Linked DNA regions of Mus musculus: region 1 is linked to region 2. Evidence: chromatin loops called from intact Hi-C (ENCODE). Cell type or tissue: heart. All regions are shown on one strand. Links, peaks and the distances in the headings refer to the core of each region. The heading gives the core; the rest is flanking DNA. Region 1 overlaps Gnaq (guanine nucleotide binding protein, alpha q polypeptide). Region 2 overlaps Gnaq (guanine nucleotide binding protein, alpha q polypeptide).

Region 1 (9,740 bases), core at 765-8,764, 53 kb after region 2:
ATAAAATGAAAGCAACTACAGAAGATACAACCAACCAAAAGAAAGCAACTACAGAAGACACAACCAATCAAATGGAAGCAACTACAGAAGACACAACCAATCAAAATAAACATATCCTGGAGGTCAGTGAATGGTTTGTAATAAAAAAATAAATAAATTAATTAAATTAAATAAAAAAAAAACCACTTAGTTTTATACTGAACAAGAAATTAACCATCAATAAAAATGAAGAGACATATCCATGGCTTCCTGGTAGGATAGAGGATATATTTTTATATCGCAACCCACTCTAAGAATAATTTTCCAGGCTTACCCTATGAGTAAACCTATTTAATTAGATTGCTAGTTCACTTTTTTGATCTCTTTGAGCCCTCAGAATGATGCTGCTTTCAGGAAAACACTGAGCATATATATCTATCATGGGTGGACATGAACACGATTCGTCACATGAATAAAGGCAGTGATATTACTGGTAATGTGAACTCCTTAAACAGCGCAGGGACGCCCAGAATGAGGTGGGGCTGAAGAAAGCTAGATTCTAAACTAGTATGGAGATGAGTGTTAGAAAGTCTCAAAATAAGGGCACAGAGTCTAAGCTTTCATTTCTTAATGATCCCATAGAAGTGCAGCAAAGGGAACTAAAGCTTAGCCCTCCGCTGCTTGCCATAAATGTCTTCACTGGCATCGCATGAGAGCCAAGATACAACTGAGCCAATCAGAAACATCTATGGTATTTTACATTTACATTCGATATAAAGAAACATTTCAACTCAGTGCCTGTATTTTGTGCTCACTATGGTCAACACATACAATGACAGAATGAGGGAAAATAATACACACCACAACCAAGTTCCCAGCACAAGGCTTGGTCTTGAACTTAATTTACCAAATACCTGTTGTGTTGAATAAATACATAATCTAAGTATCTGTTTATTTTTGCATTCTAGGTCAGCACAAGCACTTCCACTCGGCCTGATATGGGGAAGGCTATGATCTAGATCTAAGTGTTCTTTTGCCCCATAGCGATCCTCCAACACTGGACTACTTAAAGAAGCATCTAGTTTCTCATTCTCAAACTTGTCCCTGTGAAAGCCAAACACAGTTCTGGAACAAGGGAGATAGGTATCTTATATCCAGATATTGGCGTGTTACATATACAGCGAATAATGAAACGTAAAAGTATGTTTCCGAGGCAGAGGCAGGTGGATTTCTGAGTTCAAGGCCAGCCTGGTCTACAGAGTGAGTTCTAGGACAGCCAGAACTACACAGAGAAACCCTGTGTCAGAAAAAAAAAACAGTATGTTTCCTAAATACACATATGGTCATACGTTTGTATAGGAAGAATATAGGTTATATATAACTATTAGCTTATTAACATCTTAACATGCTGAAAAAACTTGGATTTGTTTCTTGAGGTAAGTGAATACTATCAGTATTTCATAGATAATGACTCACATCTGGCAGTATGTAACAACTAAGAATACTTTCTAATAAAGACCACTTAAAGATGTCAGACCTCATTCTAGATATCCTTTTAATTTTACCCAGACTTCAGAAACACAAATCTCGTTGGACACGACAAAAGATAGAAGATGAATAGCTTCCAAATTTAAGGATACATTTTTTATTAGATATTTTATTTACATTTCAAATGTTATCCCTTTTCCTGGTTTCCCCTTCAAAAACCTCCCTCTCCCCCTGCTCACCAACCCACCCACTCCTGCTTCTTGGCCCTGGCATTCCTCTATGCTGGGGCATAGAACCTTGACAGGACCAAGGGCCTCTCCTCTCAATGAAGACCAACAAGGCTATCCTCTGCTACATATGCAGCTAGAGCCATGGGTCCCATCATGTTTTTTTTTTTTGGGTTGGTGATTTCGTCCCTGGGAGCTCTGGGAGTACTAGTTAGTTCATATTGTTGTTCCTTTAAGGATACATTATAATGAAACTACTTTCAAGTTGCCTTTATGATATATAACCTAGGTAGTTTCTAACTATGAACTAGTCACACTGAACATGCATGAAGCCTTGATTCCCGTTTTGTTGTTTAGCCTTGCAAGATCAATAACAGGATACACCCACAACTATTTAAATACGACCTCATTTCAGCAATTCTTTTAAATATGTCTTTGAAGTTCAAAGGTAGCTTTCTTTGTGAAGGGTGGAAATAGTCTGCAGAATTGGAGGTGTTAGTACTGACTGACCCCTTACTGCTTCCAAATCCCCACACCGAACCCTTGCCTCCTCCTGATGAAAAGCCAGGGGCTGGACAGATGGCTCAGCGGTTAAGAGCACTGACTGCTGCTCTTCCAGAGGTCCTGAGTTCAATTCCCAGCAACCACATGGTGGCTCACAACCATCTGTAATGGGATCCTGTGCCCTCTTTTGGTGAGTCCAAAGACAGCTACAATGTACTCACATACATTCAATAAACAAATTTAAAGAAAAGGGGAAGGAAGGGAAGGAGGGGAAGGAGGGGAAGGGGAAAAGAGCCAGAGCTGACCTGCTTGGTTATGCCCACTGCCTGGGGTGTTCCGTTAAGAAATTCAGTCACTTTCAACAGGCATCTGCAGTTTGGCCTCTCAGCTCCTGGCTTTGTAGTATACAGTTAAAACCTAAAATATTGCCATTCCCACCTAGATCTCTGCAACCTACATGGATCCAGATCACACATACGAGCTAGAATGTAGATCAGTCAAAAAGATCAGGAAGGGAGGAAGAAACCTAAGGCAGAATGTATAGGGCTGCTGTCTAAATCACTGCCCTGAATGTTAATAAGGAGAAGAAAGTCCTTTATACTCTTAAAAAGTCACTTTCTTGCCTTCTGTTTAGTTTAATGAAAAAACAATTTACAGGTCAAGCATGCTGAAATGACGATAAAGGTTTATAACCCAAGTTTTGAAATGAGGTTACATTTTTCTCATAAAGCCAGGTTTCTTTTTAATTCCTTACAAATTACCCCAAAGCTTTTAAAAACAGAGCTGTCAGCTCTCTTTGTCCCAGACCCTGATTTACTAAAAGCCCATGATTATAGGAGAAAGTACCAAGTAGGAAAGTTATTGCATTTTCATTACAAACCTGCTTTCAATTCACCCTTCTGGGAGCTTAGTGGCTGAGCTCTCAATTCCTATGAGCCCCTGCAGGCAGGGCCTGGGAAGTAAGGGGACTGACCACACAGCTGGGAGGTAAGGGGACTGACCACACAGCTGGGAAGTAAGGGGACTGACCACACAGCTGGGAGGTAAGGGGACTGACCACACAGCTGGGAGGTATGTGTATGGAGGCTCAGCATAGCTAGGAAGACAGTTTTCATCTCTGGCTCAAGCATTGGGAGGAGGGAGGGCTGCTTAACCTTCTGACCAAGCAGAGGTATGGGTGGTTTTACCTTTCAATACTGGGATTCTCAACCGAGAGACAACCTCAGGACCATATAACCCAGAGACACATGCAATACACGGCACGGCCTGCTGAGGAGCATTACTTTATCTATATACAGAGTAGAAGGAGTTGAAAGTTCCCAAGGGCATTTGGGTGAGTATCACTACCCTCTCCTTCCCAGGTTTGGAGGCTAGCAACTTTACTTAACCTTATCAGACTCTCTCAACCAACCTTCTCTGAGTAGTCTGCTGAAACAGCTCTTGGGTGGCCACAGGCCCTCCAGGGCACTTTTCTGAGTCTTCACCTCCTGCCATACCTGATATATGAGTCACTTCCTTCTTCAGGAGTCCTGCCTATCCTCCCCCAGCCCCTCTAGCTGTGCTTCTCCCTCCTCTTGGCTGTAATCATCTCTCAGGACCGTCTCTTCTTTAACACCTTGGCTGCTCTCCGAGGTGCAGCTGATACTGAATACAGGTAACCATCTCCTGGTCCTCCAATCTACTCCTTTCTCAAAGCCTTTGAGCCTCTTCTGTATGATGCTGTAGGCATCTCATTGCAACTAACTCTCCCCTTGGCCTTTTCCTGGGTTCTCTTTTTCTGCCACTGTCTTTCCTTTTCTGTAATTTGGTGCCAGCAACCAGCTATATGTCACCACATCTGAGACTTTTTTTTTTTCATTTTTCCTACAAAACTACCATAGTAGTAGAGTCCTATCTCAAAAAATTTTGAGCAGAATTTCTGCTCAAAATAATAGTGCCCCATACGGACATCACCAGTGAGATACTAATACCTGCCTGAGAGCATTCAAAAGTCCATTGGAGCACAAGTGTCCCTTCCTTGCCATTACAGCGTGCTCATACACACTGCTGATAAACAATAAAGCTTACAAATTAAAAGCTAGTGAATATGCATACCTACAGTGTATTTAAAAGTACTTCTCCATAAGTCTTCATTTTGGTTTTCTCATAGAAAGGAGAGTAATATACAGATATATTGATTAAACTTCATTAAACCAGAACCATACTTTGACACATTGATCTGTTTGGCCACAACAGATGCCTATCAAGCTTACTAAGCCATTAGTACAAAACTAAAAATATGATTTAAAAAATTTACCCCCATTTATGTGAATCTTTGCTTCAAATAAAGAAACAGTGGTGACCTTTAAATATGAGGATGCAGACTGTAAGAACTGTTAAGCACGGATGCAAATGTAGAAGACCCTCAGCTCCACAAAAATCAGCTCATTCAGTGTCCATTTGTATGTGGATAATCTGTGCAACAGTCCTTATTCAATGGAAGCCGTCGTTTTAAACATGCCTTTCAGCAAGCACCAGCCATAGAAAAAGCAGTCAGGAAGAATAATCCTAGGGACACACGTTGTAGATAATTGAGGCTTTTAAAGAAGAAAGCTTGTACTGGCCTCAGCACACCATTTGTGAGCAAACAAAATTTAACTTTGTGTTCTGGGTTTACTAAAGAAATGTATTATTAGAAACATTCAACCTTCTGAGCAAAGAAAAACTAAACAAATATAAAACCATCTATAACTTACAGAAAAGTATATACACAATTTTTCAAAGGAAGGGAGCTTTTTAGTCTTGCCTACTCAACAGAAGATCAAGTCTTTCTGCCAAAGCTCCCCTAGCACTAAGTCAGTGTTCTCAGAAGCATAGTACAGGGCTGACTGCAGCTGAGTTATAGCCAGAACAGGAGGAGGCAAGAAGCTAAGGCAACTCCACTAAGATGCCCATCAAGGAACCTGTCCTGTAATGTTTCTGCCTGGAGAAACCTTTGGGGAACTCATCAAGCAACTCTCTCCGGTAGGCTGGAGAGATGTGGAGACAGCTGAACATTTCAGGAAACACTGGTGTCTATGTGAACAAACACAAACACTTTCCCAATGAGCAGTATGAACTAACAAAGATTTGAGAAATGCTTTATTAAAATACAATAGGGGGATGGATGCAGGTTGAAATGTAAAATAAGAATATGGATTCTCTTGTTCCACCTTTGGACTAAGTTATACATGCCCCACCCACACTGACACTCAGAAACTTACTGAGTTCTGTGGTCTTCAGGGAGCCAAGATTCAGAATGGAGGTAGGTATGGTAATGCATCTATAATCCCAGCACTCTGAAGACTAAGGCAAGCGGACCCCATCTCCAAACAACACAGACTGGCTACAGTCTCTTCCTGTGTGTGACAACCTCAGCATGGCCCTGCTGGTCCCTCTCCCTCTGCTCACTCTGATCTCTGTATGTATGGAAGAGGCATCAACACTGACCACTGTGTTTAGCCAGGAGACTGAGAAAGACACTTGGCACAGTGCCCTTTCATGCAGCTTCATGTTCTGTGGTTTCATTTACAGTTAATAACCACAGGCCAAATGTTAAACTATTACAGAACTACACAATGCCAAGATTTTACCCATGCTCTGTTCTCAGCATCATAATGGAACACAGACCCATCTTGCCTGGAATGAGCACTATCTCAACATCTTTTGTGTCCATGCCATATAAACACTACCTGCCCACATTAACTCTGGCATGACATTCGCCAGGCACATAGGAAAACACAGTCTACGCAGAACGCAATAGTGCCTGTTTCTAGAATCCACTGGAATTCTTAGAATATACAACCTTTGAATACGGAAAGATGACTGTATTTCTCCGACTCCTTTCACATGACATCACTTCAGGCTGACATGTTCCTATGGCTCTAGCTGTGCCTTTGCTTAAGGCACATGAATAGTCACTTCTTACTATGGTAGGCAAAAAAATGGCTCATCAAAGATATCCAAGTTCACAGTGCCTGTGAAAGTGTTGTTTATATGGCAAGGAAAATTAGGTTTTAAAACTGGGAGATGATCCTAGGTCAGCTGGGTGGCCCTAAAGTAACCATGGAGGTTGTTAGCGGAAAAGCGAGGCAGACGAGACTGGAGTGGTACGGTGTGAGGGCCTGACCCTTGACCCCCTACTGCCACCTGTGAACATGGAGGAAGGAATCAAAACTTAGGGTATAAACCTGATTTTCCTGCACAGCCTGAAGAGGAATGCAGTCCTGTTGAACCTGTAGACGGGCCAGTCTGACTCAGTTCAGACTTGTGACTACCAGAGGTCCTGTGTTTGTGGTTACTCCATTCATAGCAGCAAGAGATTACATCTTTTCCAGCTCTACTGCTGGTCCCCTCGGAAGAAGAGGGAAACAACAGAATCTGTTGCTACCACCTGGCCAAAGCATCTTGCTGGTTCCCCTGGGTGAATACCTTTATAAACAGGCCTTTTGCACGTATAATCCACTACTGGAAGGCATTTTGAGTGCGGAGTTCTCTAGCTGGAACTCAGAACCACACACATATCCCCAACCCCACACCCTACCACCACCACCTCACTACTCAGCTTTTTTCCCCCAGTAAGAGAAAACTCCTTTTTACTCAAAGCTACAAATGGAGCTAAATTTATGCAAACACCTTCCCATTTGTCAGCAACCTGGTAATGCAATTCTTCTGACTGCGATTCCACTCCTTCCCTACCTCAAAAGTCAGTGGGGCTGCTACTCAAAAGTTACAATAGGGACTAAGATCGGAGAGGACCCTCACACAGCCAGGTCAGTATGACAGGTCAGAATTTTCAGAGACTTTCTATTCACATTAGAGGTCAGCCTTGCCATTCATTCCAGGACAGCCCATCGAGTAAGATGTTCTAAGAACCAAGGAGCCAAAGCTGGACATGGGAAAAGAAGCATCCCCAACCACATAGCATACAGATTGTTAAGAGCCAACTGAACGGGCTCCTGGCAGATCCAAGGAGAGTCACTTCATGTCTTTGAATCTAAAGTAATAAGAAACCAGAGAGTGCTTCAAAAAGTTAACACAGGGCTGGGCAAGGGCGATTTAATGAAGCCTACTCTGCCAGATAGCATTTCAGACTAAAGATACAACAGTTATTAATATGTACAGTTCTAACCTGGAGAACCTACTGACTTGAGACTTATGTGCAATCTTCCCTCCATATTAGGAGGCATTGACTCTAGGACCTCTCCCTCTTTAATTACCAAACTTCATAAATGTCTAACTCTTTAAATGTTGGTTTTTGCATAAAACCTGTATTCATCATCTTATGAGATGATTTATCTTTTTATGAACTGTAACACAAAATAATATTTAAATGCTACATAAGTTGTTAAGCAAATAAGAACATATAAACACATAGACACACCAATACACACACAGAGCTATACATGTTTGGTACAGTCAAATTGGAAGATGACGAATACAAGGGTATAAAGAACTGATCCAACCTGTAAAAGCTGCAATCTCAGAAGATTACATGAGGTTCCATACAGACACAATTACATTTGAGTTTTCTATTCCAGGCAATCAGGTAGGAACCATACTTGATGAATTCTGCCTCATACTAATTATTTATCCTTAAGGTAATAAAATCAGTCAGTGATGTAAGTTAAAATACAAGCAAAGTCAGGTATTTCAACCAAAGTAGAAACGGCTGATTATTATATTTCAGCATTTTGTACTAATAATTATGGCTAAGTAAATAAACAAAACTATAAGTTGTATTTCCCAATAGTAATTAATAAACAAAACAATGCAACCAGCAGTAATTTCATACATGTATACAGGAATACATTTAAAGAATACAAACATAGAGATTGAGTAGATCTTACAATACAAATGAAAACATTATCTTGATGTGAAATGGGTATAAGCTTAGAAAGAAATTGATATTAAATATGGGCAACATTTTGTCTAAAATATAAACTTTAAAAGGCATGTACCATCTCCTTTTGAAAGAATAGTAGCCACCCTGAATTTACTTTCTAAAGTTAATTAATGCCCCCTTTAAAATACATTGTGATTATGTATCAAAATAAAAACCATTCAATGCATTTACCTTGTGCGTTTTAAAGCAAGTAAGTTGTAAAGCTTGGAGACTGCCTCAGTAGGGACAGTTCAGGAAGGGGAATGATGCAGCCATTCTCAGGGTGGGAGGAGGAATAAAAGGAGGGAAAGAAGGCGCAGTTCTTAGTGAAGCAGTGTGCTCAGAATTACTTGGCCTCTTCTTGCAACTATACATACATTAACCCTTTCAAGCCCCTATCCAGACTCATCCAGATCTAGTTCAAGCCCTGCCACCTCTTTGGTAGACTCTGTCATTCCAGGAACCTAGTCTAGGCTCAGAGAGCACTAGCTGTGTCATTAGTCTGGGTCAATCACATCAGAATACTGTCCCTCACCTCACATTTAACTATTCATTTCTATTTCCTCAAGTAATTGAAAATCTCCCCAGAAGCCAGTACCAAATTCAAAATTGCCTACATCACAAATATTTTTTTCTTTCGCTAACCTATGGAAGAACTCACAGGAACAAAAACTGGTCAAAGTTCCATCATCACTGAGCCCTCTTAATCTACAAGGGCTAAGTACTTAAGGACTGCAGGCCTAAGTCACTCACCAGCCTTATACTACAAAGCACTTCTATGTAAAATCAGTAGAGCCAATTTCACTCAAGGATGGAAACCAGTTATGAAGTCCCAGGACATGGACATTTCTCTTTGTCACGTGCAGCAGAGAGAATCATCAGCACATTATTATTAGGATAAAATTGGATCTTATCGATATCACATACAATGTATGAACATAGCACATATCTGTGTACACACAATATAAACAATAGCAAGTCACATAACTGAATTAACCTGATCACACAACAGGTCTATAGTTACACATTTCCAAAACAAACTACCATGTTCAGGCCAAACATTCTTGGTGTTTAATATGGGTGGTCACATGTGTACACCCACAAAATGCTTTTAAAAGCAACTCTTGAACTCTCCATCGCCATGGCCGCCGACATCAGCCAGTGGGCCGGGCCCTTGTGCTTGCAGGAGGTGGACGAGCCGCCCCAGCACGCCCTGCGGGTCGACTACGCCGGGGTGACGGTGGACGAGCTGGGCAAAGTGCTAACGCCCACCCAGGTTATGAACAGGCCCAGCAGCATTTCATGGGACGGCCTTGATCCTGGGAAACTCTACACCCTGGTCCTCACAGACCCCGATGCTCCCAGCAGGAAGGATCCCAAATTCAGGGAGTGGCACTTCCTGGTGGTCAACATGAAGGGTAACGACATTAGCAGTGGCACTGTCCTCTCAGATTATGTGGGCTCCGGGCCTCCCAGTGGCACAGGTCTCCACCGCTATGTCTGGCTGGTGTACGAGCAGGAACAGCCGCTGAGCTGCGACGAGCCCATTCTCAGCAACAAGTCTGGAGACAATCGCGGCAAGTTCAAGGTGGAGACCTTCCGCAAGAAGTATAACCTGGGAGCCCCGGCGGCGGGCACGT
Region 2 (9,740 bases), core at 673-8,672:
CAAGAAGCTACTCTGGACAAATACAACTTTCTAATTTATCAGATCCTTGATTTGAAAAATTTAAGCTTATATTCTAAAATGTATGTGACCATCATTTTATATACAAGAACTCAGAAATTTCAGAAAAATCAAAGAAGTTTGCATTTACAGTGGCAAGATAAAAATGAAACTAAGAAATATACTTCCATTCTAGTTATGACCACGCACTCAAAAGCGCGAGTACACACACACACACACACACACACGTATGCACGCACACATGTACAAAGAGAGGTCACACACAGAGAGGTCACAAAAGAGGGCTGTTAATTCTTGTGTACACGGTTCTGTGGCAGTCTAGGAATGAAGGGAAATTGTGGTTTTGTTTTTTAAAGATGAACCAAGAGTACCCAATGCTAGCACCATTTTCAAGCACAAATGTATGTTTTCCAGGGATGATATTAAAAATCAGTACACAAAGTGGGAATTTATCTATTCAACTGTGCTGACAGCATCTCTTCCATCAGGAAAAAGTGCAATAACCTCCCCAAAACTGTGTATGCTACATGGAGTCAGGATACATACCTGCAGCTGGAAAGTGACTTGCAAAGGCTCAGCAGCCACCCTATAAAACTGACAGTGGCATATCTCTGTGCATAGGGTACCACTCTCTTTCCTCTTCATCCTTTGTACAGCTCATGTAGAATAACAACTACTTACACTGAACATTTGTTGCTTGCCAAGTTTTGTTCTATTTCAATATTGTCACCATCATGACAGGGAAATAGTCATTTAAAATGTTCCATGCAGACTACAGACATGACTCATTGATTAAGCAGAGGGCTGGGTTTAAGTCACTGTATAGCAGCTCATAACTATCTCTAATTCCACTTCCAGGGCATCTTGATGCCCTCCTCTGTCATGTTGTCAGTACTAGGCTTGTACATGGTGCACAGACATACATACAGACAAAAAACTCATACACATAAAATAAGTAGATTTAAAAAAATGTTCCATATATTTCTGACTAAGTTAAAAGTAAGGATGATCTTGCTGGATAGTCTGGCTTTGTCTCCGTGGGCTGGGGAAGGGAAAGGCTCACTTCATTTGAGGTAGAAAGTCAAATTACTGTAGTTTAGCAAAAGGAAATGGCTGAATAGTATCTGTTTCTATTAGTTGCAGCATAGAACACCTACATCCAACACCAACCATCCCCAACACCCCCTCCAAATAAAAGCAACACAAAACCAAACAAACTCACCAACCAAACAAAAGAGGCACAGTCTTTCTATATAATTATTTTTCTATGGAATGGCTCAGAAGGTGAAATACTGAAGACACAATTTGTGAAGCAGAAAAGAAAAGACAACTGAGAACTGTATCTCTCACTGCTCAGGAAAGGCCACCGTGGGCAGCTTGTGCCTGCGTGCCCCAGCTCCAGCGTCTCATGTCCCACCATGGCTTAGCAAGCAGGACTCAGGAGAGCTCGGGGCAGTTTTGTACTTTATAATGGCTTGGGGGAAGGGATTTACTTTGTAGCCCCAGAAGTGGGGTTTCTAGTGTACTACGTATATCCTCCTCATTTGTGCCTGCCACATTTTGGATGGAATAAAGTAATATCTAATCTCTTTATTTTCCACTGAAATACTTCATATTCTCAGCAAAACTGATGGAAAATGGGGGGTGGGTGGGTTCCTGTTGTATTATTCCATTCATTTAACCTTTTAAAAAGAAGCACCAGGGCTTAAGCAAATTTATATTACAGAGTAAATTCAGAGAGTTAATTATAGAAATAATTTGTTTTGTAAGACTGACTCTGAGTGGCTGCTGAGGTCATTCTGAGAGTGTTGCTATGGTGATGGCACAGGCACATTGCCAAGGCAATGCATGTGTAAAAGGTAGCTGGCGGAAGATCTTTCCTTGATGTCAGAGACAGGAAGAAGTCATGGTATACATGGGACTTAATTATCTGGGAGATAAGCCACATCTAAGAGTGCTTTAGAAAACGTAGGTTTGCCTGTTTAAGTCCTCTTTACTCCTATCTTATAGGCCTTTGATGACTTTTTGCTATATTAAGACACCAAATAATTTGGAACTTGTTAATTAAACATATTTAGCCTTCTTCCACATGCTCTCAGATTCAGTGGTCAGGGTCCATGACTAGCTTTTTCTGTGGCTGTTTTACCAGCACTCGGCAGGGAGCCACGGAACATACGCTCAGTGTGTTGCTCAAATGAAAACTATTTTATGAGAAATGCGCAATGGCTAGGCAAGTAGAGAACTCCTTAGGAACCAGCCCAGGAGCCAAGGGGCTGTTAGCTACCCATCCTTATGTGATTACACTTCTGGGACATAGCTCGCCTGCATTATGTAAAAACTAAATTCTGAATTAAAACGACTGACAAATTTCAATACAACAGAGGAAGGGCAGCACTGGTTTAACTTCATTTAGAGATATGCTTCCTGACTTCAGCCCTGTCCACGGGATGACGTAACTGGTACAACCACACTCACCAGGGTACAGCTTCTCCCCTGGCTTTCTATCCAGTCCAGTGACAACCGAGGAGGCTGACCCGATCAACAGACATGTCTGAGAGAATCTCCTGAATGGAGCAAAGTTATATAGGGTTCTGTTGGTTTTCAGTAAAAGGAAGGGAGGGCAAAGAAAGAGCTAAAGTAATCTCACAGTTCCTCTCCCACAGCAACAGAGTCACCTGGAGTTTAATGGCACACTAGACTTACAGCTTTATGGTAGAAGCGAAAGATATGAAAGCTCTTGGATAAATTCATGGGCTATGCAAGGAGTTTGCCCAAGATTTTATTTGGGTTAAGTCATCATAAAATTCCAAGTAATAATCCCCAAACATCTCCCTGTAGCATGTTTGAATACATGAGTGGATGAAGGCAGCCACGCCCACTAGCTTGCTTTCTTGTTACAATTAACTTCAGGATCATCTCTTGCTGTAAACAATAAAGTTTTAAGTTTAGAAAAAAGGAGCTATACCCATGCTTTGAATTATTAAAAGTAAAGAGTAAAGCTGAGACTTCGGTAAAATAATATGACCAAATCAAATTAAATTTGACTTTTTTTTTGCTTGGGATATGATTCTAAGTGATCATTAATTTTAATGATTGTCTGTCCATAGCAAATTTGAGCTACTGTGAGCATAAGAGTAACTTTGAACAACTCAATTGTCCCTCCCAGTTTTAAATGAAAGCAACCCAGAATAAGATTTGGCAACATATAAGTGAACTAGCTTTTTTTAAAAAAAAGTTTTAAAGAAAAAGTTAGAGGCATATAGACAGACCTTAGCAAGTACACCATTAAGAAAAAAGGACCTGTGGGTAGTAAGTAAGAAAAGAAGTTTCTGGCATGTGATGCAAACCCAGCTAAACACAAGATAAAACAGTGCCTTGTGGCATTAACAGCATGCTCACTGGGCAGATATTTGGCACTGGGGGATTTTAACCCCTATTAAGTGTCTCCATGGCAAGGCTGCCATGTTACAGATTTGCAGTTCAAGTTCGATATGAAGATAAAATCGTGGCACAGAAAAATGATGCTGGGTAGGCTTCATATTTTTAATTATTAAAAAGAAGGTTACAAAAACTAGGTCGCCTTCATTAAAAAAAATTAACAAGACCTCATTGTGAGAGGCCCAGTCCCTTGGGAGTAGAAAGCTAGATCATGCCATGAGATCCTATCTGACTGTCAGAAAGCAGCGAAGGCAAGGAAGAAGCCCAGACACAGCTCTGTCCAGAGCTGGATGAGCACAAAATTCCAGAGAAAAAGAGTTAAAAAAACAAAACAAAAAACCAAACCACTGGAACATTGTTAGAGAGACCTTTAAAAAATGGTTTAGTGACAGTTCTGAAATCTACTACCCTGAGACAAGGTTCAAAGCAACCCAGGTCTGAAGGCCTGGATGGAGCGGCCCTCCTCCCTCTGATCTGATTGGCCAGGAATCTGGTTCAGCTTGTTAGCTGAATGCAGTTACTCATTACACAAGCACTCCCGTCTCAAGTGAACTCAGTGGGTAAAAGGGAAGTAAGCGTTCCTCATGGCTAGTGCTCAGTGACCGGTAGCATTTATTACGGGTAGTTTTGGACATAACGTTGTTTGCTTTTCATAGGAAATCCCAAGTGCAAGGCAAAGGCCACAAAGTAGTGTTATGGATCCCGATTCTTCAGAACGTTATCTCAGGGGAGAGTAATCTCCACAGTAAAGAGAAAGGGAAGGGAGAATGGGTCCCGACTCTCTTTGACAAAAGAACTACAACAATTCACAAAGTATTTTTTCCCCTTAGCAAATATCCTGAGTATCCTGAAAAGAACTTAGCATTTAGGAAAGAGACTCAACATATTAATTCTATATACATACTGTTCAAAATGATTATCAAAGAGACCAGTGGGACCGAGCAACTCTGTGTGCCAGGCAGACCCCAGTGTTGAGTCCAGGACAAGGCCAAGAGCAACAGATTCACAACTATATTGCACAAAGAAACAGACAAAGCCTGTATTAGATACACACACAGCCAGGCACAACAATGCACACCTATAGCCCTTACTACTGGGGTGGGGAGAGGGGAGCTAAGCAGGATTGTTTGTGGCAGGGAGCCTGAGGTACTGTACTGGTGCAACACAAATGGACTGTCTCTTAAGTAGGAAACAAAAGGAAACAACAAAATCCAAAGAGAGAGACAGAGGAAGGCAAAAGAGGCCCTTAGTTCCCCTACTGAGTTTTTCTAATTTATTTTCTTGTAAGACAGCTTTCAAGGGTGTTGATTAATTCTGACCCAATTCTGAAACACCAAGAAACAATAGAATGTTGCTTCTTATCTGCCTTGCTGTGCAGTGACTATGCTTAATTCAGATAACATATACCTGTTTAATGAGAATGTATTATGTTAAATTCTAATTCCGCGTGTCTTTGATGGGAGTTGGTGGCTGGCACAAGGAACTGGTATGAAAATACATTAAAATATACTTCTTTGCCTTAGGGATGTCAGACTACCTGGGAAGCAAAGATAGTACAGATGAATCAATTGAGAAACAATTAAGTACCCAAGTGTAACTTGCTAACTAAGAATGTAATAAGAAAGGATAGGTGATCATGAACTGCAGTAGGGAATTATGTGCACAAAAGGGTGGGGGATGCTAGAGGCAGAAAAGAGAAGAAATAAGAGTAAAGAAATCAGAAATGGCACAGAATTTTCTTAGTTTTTCAACTAATACCTTTTAATCAAAGTCCATGGTAAACCAGAGAATAACTTCTTTGAAAGTGGGAATGAACCAAATGATAAAAGACCTAAATCCCTTCCTAAAGGAGTGGTACTGTAGCAATGAGTACAGTTGTACTGCACATACCCACTGGTGATATGAACAATGGGCCTATGAGAAGTCCCACTGACCACAGCTGAGAGCTAACTCTAAACACAAGCCAGTTTCCTAAGGCCATATTATTTTAACTTAGAGGTTTACTCTGTAGCACCAGGCCCTGACATTCAAGCATGATGACCATGTCCAGAGACTGATGGATGGGCCATCCTAATTTGACTTAACATATAACAAGACAACATTGAACCTATTGATTTATTCATTTATTGATTTATTTATGTATAGAATTGTTTTGCCTGCACATATTCGGAATCCAGAAGAGGGCAGTGGATCCCCAGGAACCTGAGTTACTATATAATCTTATGAGTCACCATATGGGAAACTTAACCTGAGTCCTCTGCAAAAGCTCTAAGTGCTGTTAACCATCAAACAATTCCACTAGCCTTTCAGTTTACTGTCTTAAATTGAGAAGATACAGTAATAATGACCAAGATTATCAGAGTCCGCCAGTCAGGTACGAAGGCTGCTAAATAGGCAGTGAGCCAAAAAGGAAGGAGGCTCAAAGACTCTGAGGATCCCTTGAAGAAAGCAAGGCTCCTGGGTTGTTCATCTATGCTGGGGGCAGGGCTGTCACAAGTTGGGAGCATGTTTTATCTTACAAAATCAAATCTTTCCTACAGAACGCTAACCCAATTACAGTCTTCTTAGCCACCATCAGTCAAGCACTAGACATCAAGATGGGGCAGAAAACAGCTCTCATTCTCAAAGGCCAAAGAAACTACTGAACATTTCTGGCCATTTACCTCATCTTTAGTACTAGACACTCCGTGCTGTGTACAGGCACTGCTGGGGGCAGGGGCGGGGCATTCAATCCAGAGCTCTGGGACTCACTCCTCATCAGGCCTCAGGGTGGCACGAAATGTTTCTGGACAAAGCTGAAGGAACAAAAGCCAACTATTTTCTCAACACTCTAAAACTTACTTCTGTGTTAATTCAGAACACCAGTCTTCACAGAATTCCATCTAAGTCATGAAAGTAGCGTGCAAGCTGTCTACCAACATTCATTGTTCTATAGGAAGAATTTCACCCTATGTATGGATGTGTGAGCATTTCAGGCTTTGGGATCCATATGGTCACTGTTTTAATGACCCGACTTTGCCAATTAGGTGCCAAAGCAGCTACGGACATGTACATATAAATGTGTGCAGCTACAGACATGTACATATGAATGCGTGCAGTTATGCTCTAATCAAATTTTATAAAAATACACGGAAGGCTGAATTTTCCTGCAGGCTGTTCATTCACACTATGCAGTGACAACACTGAAGATTTTAGCTCAGAACATCATCTTTCCGTGTAGAGTCTGTGGAGGAGACAGGAACTGCAACTATTAAGGGGCAGTTATGTGACAGCAGACCGTCTACATTATAATGGAATCAAAGATACTCAAATATGAGAAATGAACTTAAGCATTAAATATCACTCACCATGCTGGAGGAGAGTGAGGCTGAAGTTACTACTTCCGGCTCCAGAATGAACACTGTCAGGATGCTCTGATGAGCAACAGGGGGAACTGCGCCTACTACTTGATGTTTGCACAAGAGGCTCATCGTACCATGCTGTTTCCTTCCTCAAAAGGAGGTAAATCAGGGTGGCCAGAGGAGTCACATCATACCCCAGGGGTCCAAAGTTCAAAAAAATGACTCAGTGACTTCTTCTCTTCTCTCTTTTTTTTTTTTTTTCGAGACAGGGTCTCTCTGTGTAGCCCTGTCGGTCCTGGAACTCACTCTGTAGACCAGGCTGGCCTTGAACTCAGAAATCAGCCTGCCTCTGCCTCCCAAGTGCTGGTATTAAAGGCATGTGCCATCATTGTCCAGTGACTCAGTGACTTCTTAGAAAGGGACTTCTATTCAATATTTTGGCTTTAAGACAACTGATGGACTGTCCTATTTCTGAAATTCCTTTTGCATTTTAAAATCAATCCAATAAAAGATGATATATTGGTTCAGGGTCACAATCAAACAAAATCCAGCTGATGTGTGCCAAAGAGCAAGTTTGCTCATGTACTATGACTATGGACTACATGGAAACTTTCAAAGTTGTCTGACCTCCCTAGAGGGGACTCTGTAAAAGGAGATGAAGGCAAACCCAGATGCAGCAGTCTTTAGCCTAAGGTTGCAGTGTGAGGATTTTCCCCTATACTTCAATGTGTTTGAGATGTGTGTCCTGTGGCTATTGTCAGGGAACTTTTGGTACTGTGGAAAGTGGGCTCATTTGACCTGATGCCTCAGAATATTAAACCAGGTAGTGAACACCCCCCCCCCCCCCCGGCAAAAAAAAAAAAAAGAAAACTTATAGCCATCTACTTATTGCATTCTTTTTCTAAAGATTCGCAGAGCCTTCAGGTTTTTTAATCAATAATGAAAATGTCAATAAAATAATCTACAAAATTCTTCATGATCTTATACTGCTTTTGATCAGCTTATTCTGTAAAACTGAAGAATGCACCAAATTAAGAACATTTTCAAACCTATCTAAAGTGTTTACCCACTTTCTGAAATTCCTCATCTCTTCATTTCTCCCACTGCTACTTGCCCTTGTGCCGTAAGTGTATTATCTCTGTATAGCCCTGGCTGTCCTGGAACTCATTTTGTAGACCAGGCTGGCCTTGAACTCAGAAATCTGCCTGCCTCTGCCATGTTTTAATGAGAACGATCATAATTCTCCAGGATCATTTTCTAGTAAGCTTGATGCATTTCTTCCTTCTTAACCTTATATTATGAAACTACTTTAGACATCACCAGTAAACATCAATAATTTATATCCCATGGAATGATTTATAAAGCGCTCAATCAGTGATATTATCTAGTAGCATATGAACGATGCATGTGTCTAACAACTGTCAAATGCCTATCTGTACATTGTCTTCCCTCCGCCTTCCACCCACCCGCTGTGAACCTGTTATTTCATAGTGGCTATGGGCTCTAGAACAAGAAAATCTGATCTCAACTCAGATTCCTACCATTTATTACAATGTGACCCTGAGCAGGTTTCCCGGTCTTCCTGGGTCCTCAGTTTTTCTTTTATAAGGAAAGGATAAAAAATACTTATAATTCCACTGTTTGCAGCTTTCAGAATGAGACAGAATAATACGTGAAATGACTAAGCACAGAGTGTAACAGACCAAGTGTTTAGTAAACAGTAGCTACTGTTGTTTTGATTAGAACCTTTGAGATCTCAGACCTTTAAAAACAACAGGGAAAATTGGCTTACATGTCCCAGCCCTTCAGCTTCCAAGTCCATCAGTAGCTGCCAGAAGAGTATGTATGAAAGTGGTTGAAAACAGAAATTAGTGATGTGATGGCCCAATGTTAGCAGTCATTGTCAGGTACTGAAAATAGAGGTGAGTGTTCTGAGAACACACAGACATATGTACAAGGAGCTAGGACGGGTGACATGGTAGCTATCTTTGGTACCAGGTCAGATATTCAGAAAGGGTGACTCCTAGTTGGGTCTTCAAGGGTGAACATGAGCTCATCAGGTAGAAAAGAGAAGATCATGCTTGGTCTCTACTTCCAGGACTGCTGGCATGTGGCCTGCATGGAGTCTCATCTCCAGAAGAATTCTAGGGAGAAAGTGATTACATCCCAACCTCTTAGCAAATGTTTACAGCAGATCCTGATTCTCACATAGTTAGAAATCTGAGATTTACATATTTTCTAACAGGAGAACAGCCAATATAAAGGTAAAAGCAAAGATCCACTGAGAGAAAAGGAGACAAGGTGCAGCAGGAACATACACCAAAGAAGAAAACAAGGGGACAATGATCTCAAACACATCAGAGGAAGGAGGGCTCCTTACATTCTATGAAGACCACCAGAGCAGGGCTTATGGAACCTGTATCCTTGTGCTATCCTTGTGGTTGCTAGAACAATACCAGGATGTGATATGTAACAGCCTATTTCTGTTGGAAAGGCTACCTGGCTATAAAAAAAAAAAAAAGGTAGAGTGTCCAGAACATAGATGAGGAAGAAGATGGCATGAATTCTCACCACCATCCCTCCCCTAGGCAAGATGAGCAGGTCACCCAGGTACCTAGACACTGGTGTAGCAATAATCCTGCAATGGGTTTCCCAGAAAGGGGTGAAAATAAGCCAGGGATTTACAGGATCTCTAGACTTACCTTAAACAGCTACCAGGAGTCACCTATGTTCTCCTTAAACAAGCAAAAAAACAAAAAAAAAAAAAAAAAAAGACTTCCACAGAAGTAGAAGGAAGGACATCCACCAAATAACCCCTTAGGTTTCCTCTAGTTAGCAGAAGCCACATGCCTGTCTACCCGACAGACAGCACTTTGTCAGCACAGCAGCTGGTTATTCCTTCTAAAGGTAGCCTGGTTTGGATAATAAGTGACCCAGTTGCTA

Evidence for each region. Hi-C counts contacts between places; a loop is a spot of excess contacts. Peaks named below come from ENCODE experiments on the same cell type or tissue, not always from the same donor. Only the 100,000 strongest peaks of a DNase experiment are listed, where the experiment ranks them.
Region 1: it touches region 2 in a loop (2.0-fold over the local background); 5 of 42 quality-filtered maps call a loop at or near these places.

Annotation. Positions count from the first base shown.
Region 1 is chr19:16,267,123-16,276,862 of GRCm38, reverse strand. The region is part of intron 2 of Gnaq (guanine nucleotide binding protein, alpha q polypeptide); the gene reads right to left. It also overlaps the pseudogene Gm10819. Among named protein-coding and RNA genes, the nearest start is that of Mir496b, 43 kb to the left of the region's middle. In heart, for the core only: no CTCF peak of the experiment used is centred there; no DNase peak of the experiment used is centred there; H3K27ac peaks cover 230 bases.
Region 2 is chr19:16,320,349-16,330,088 of GRCm38, reverse strand. The region is part of intron 3 of Gnaq (guanine nucleotide binding protein, alpha q polypeptide); the gene reads right to left. Among named protein-coding and RNA genes, the nearest start is that of Mir496b, 10 kb to the right of the region's middle. In heart, for the core only: a CTCF peak has its summit at 5,637 (motif pointing right); a DNase peak (open chromatin) is centred at 3,958.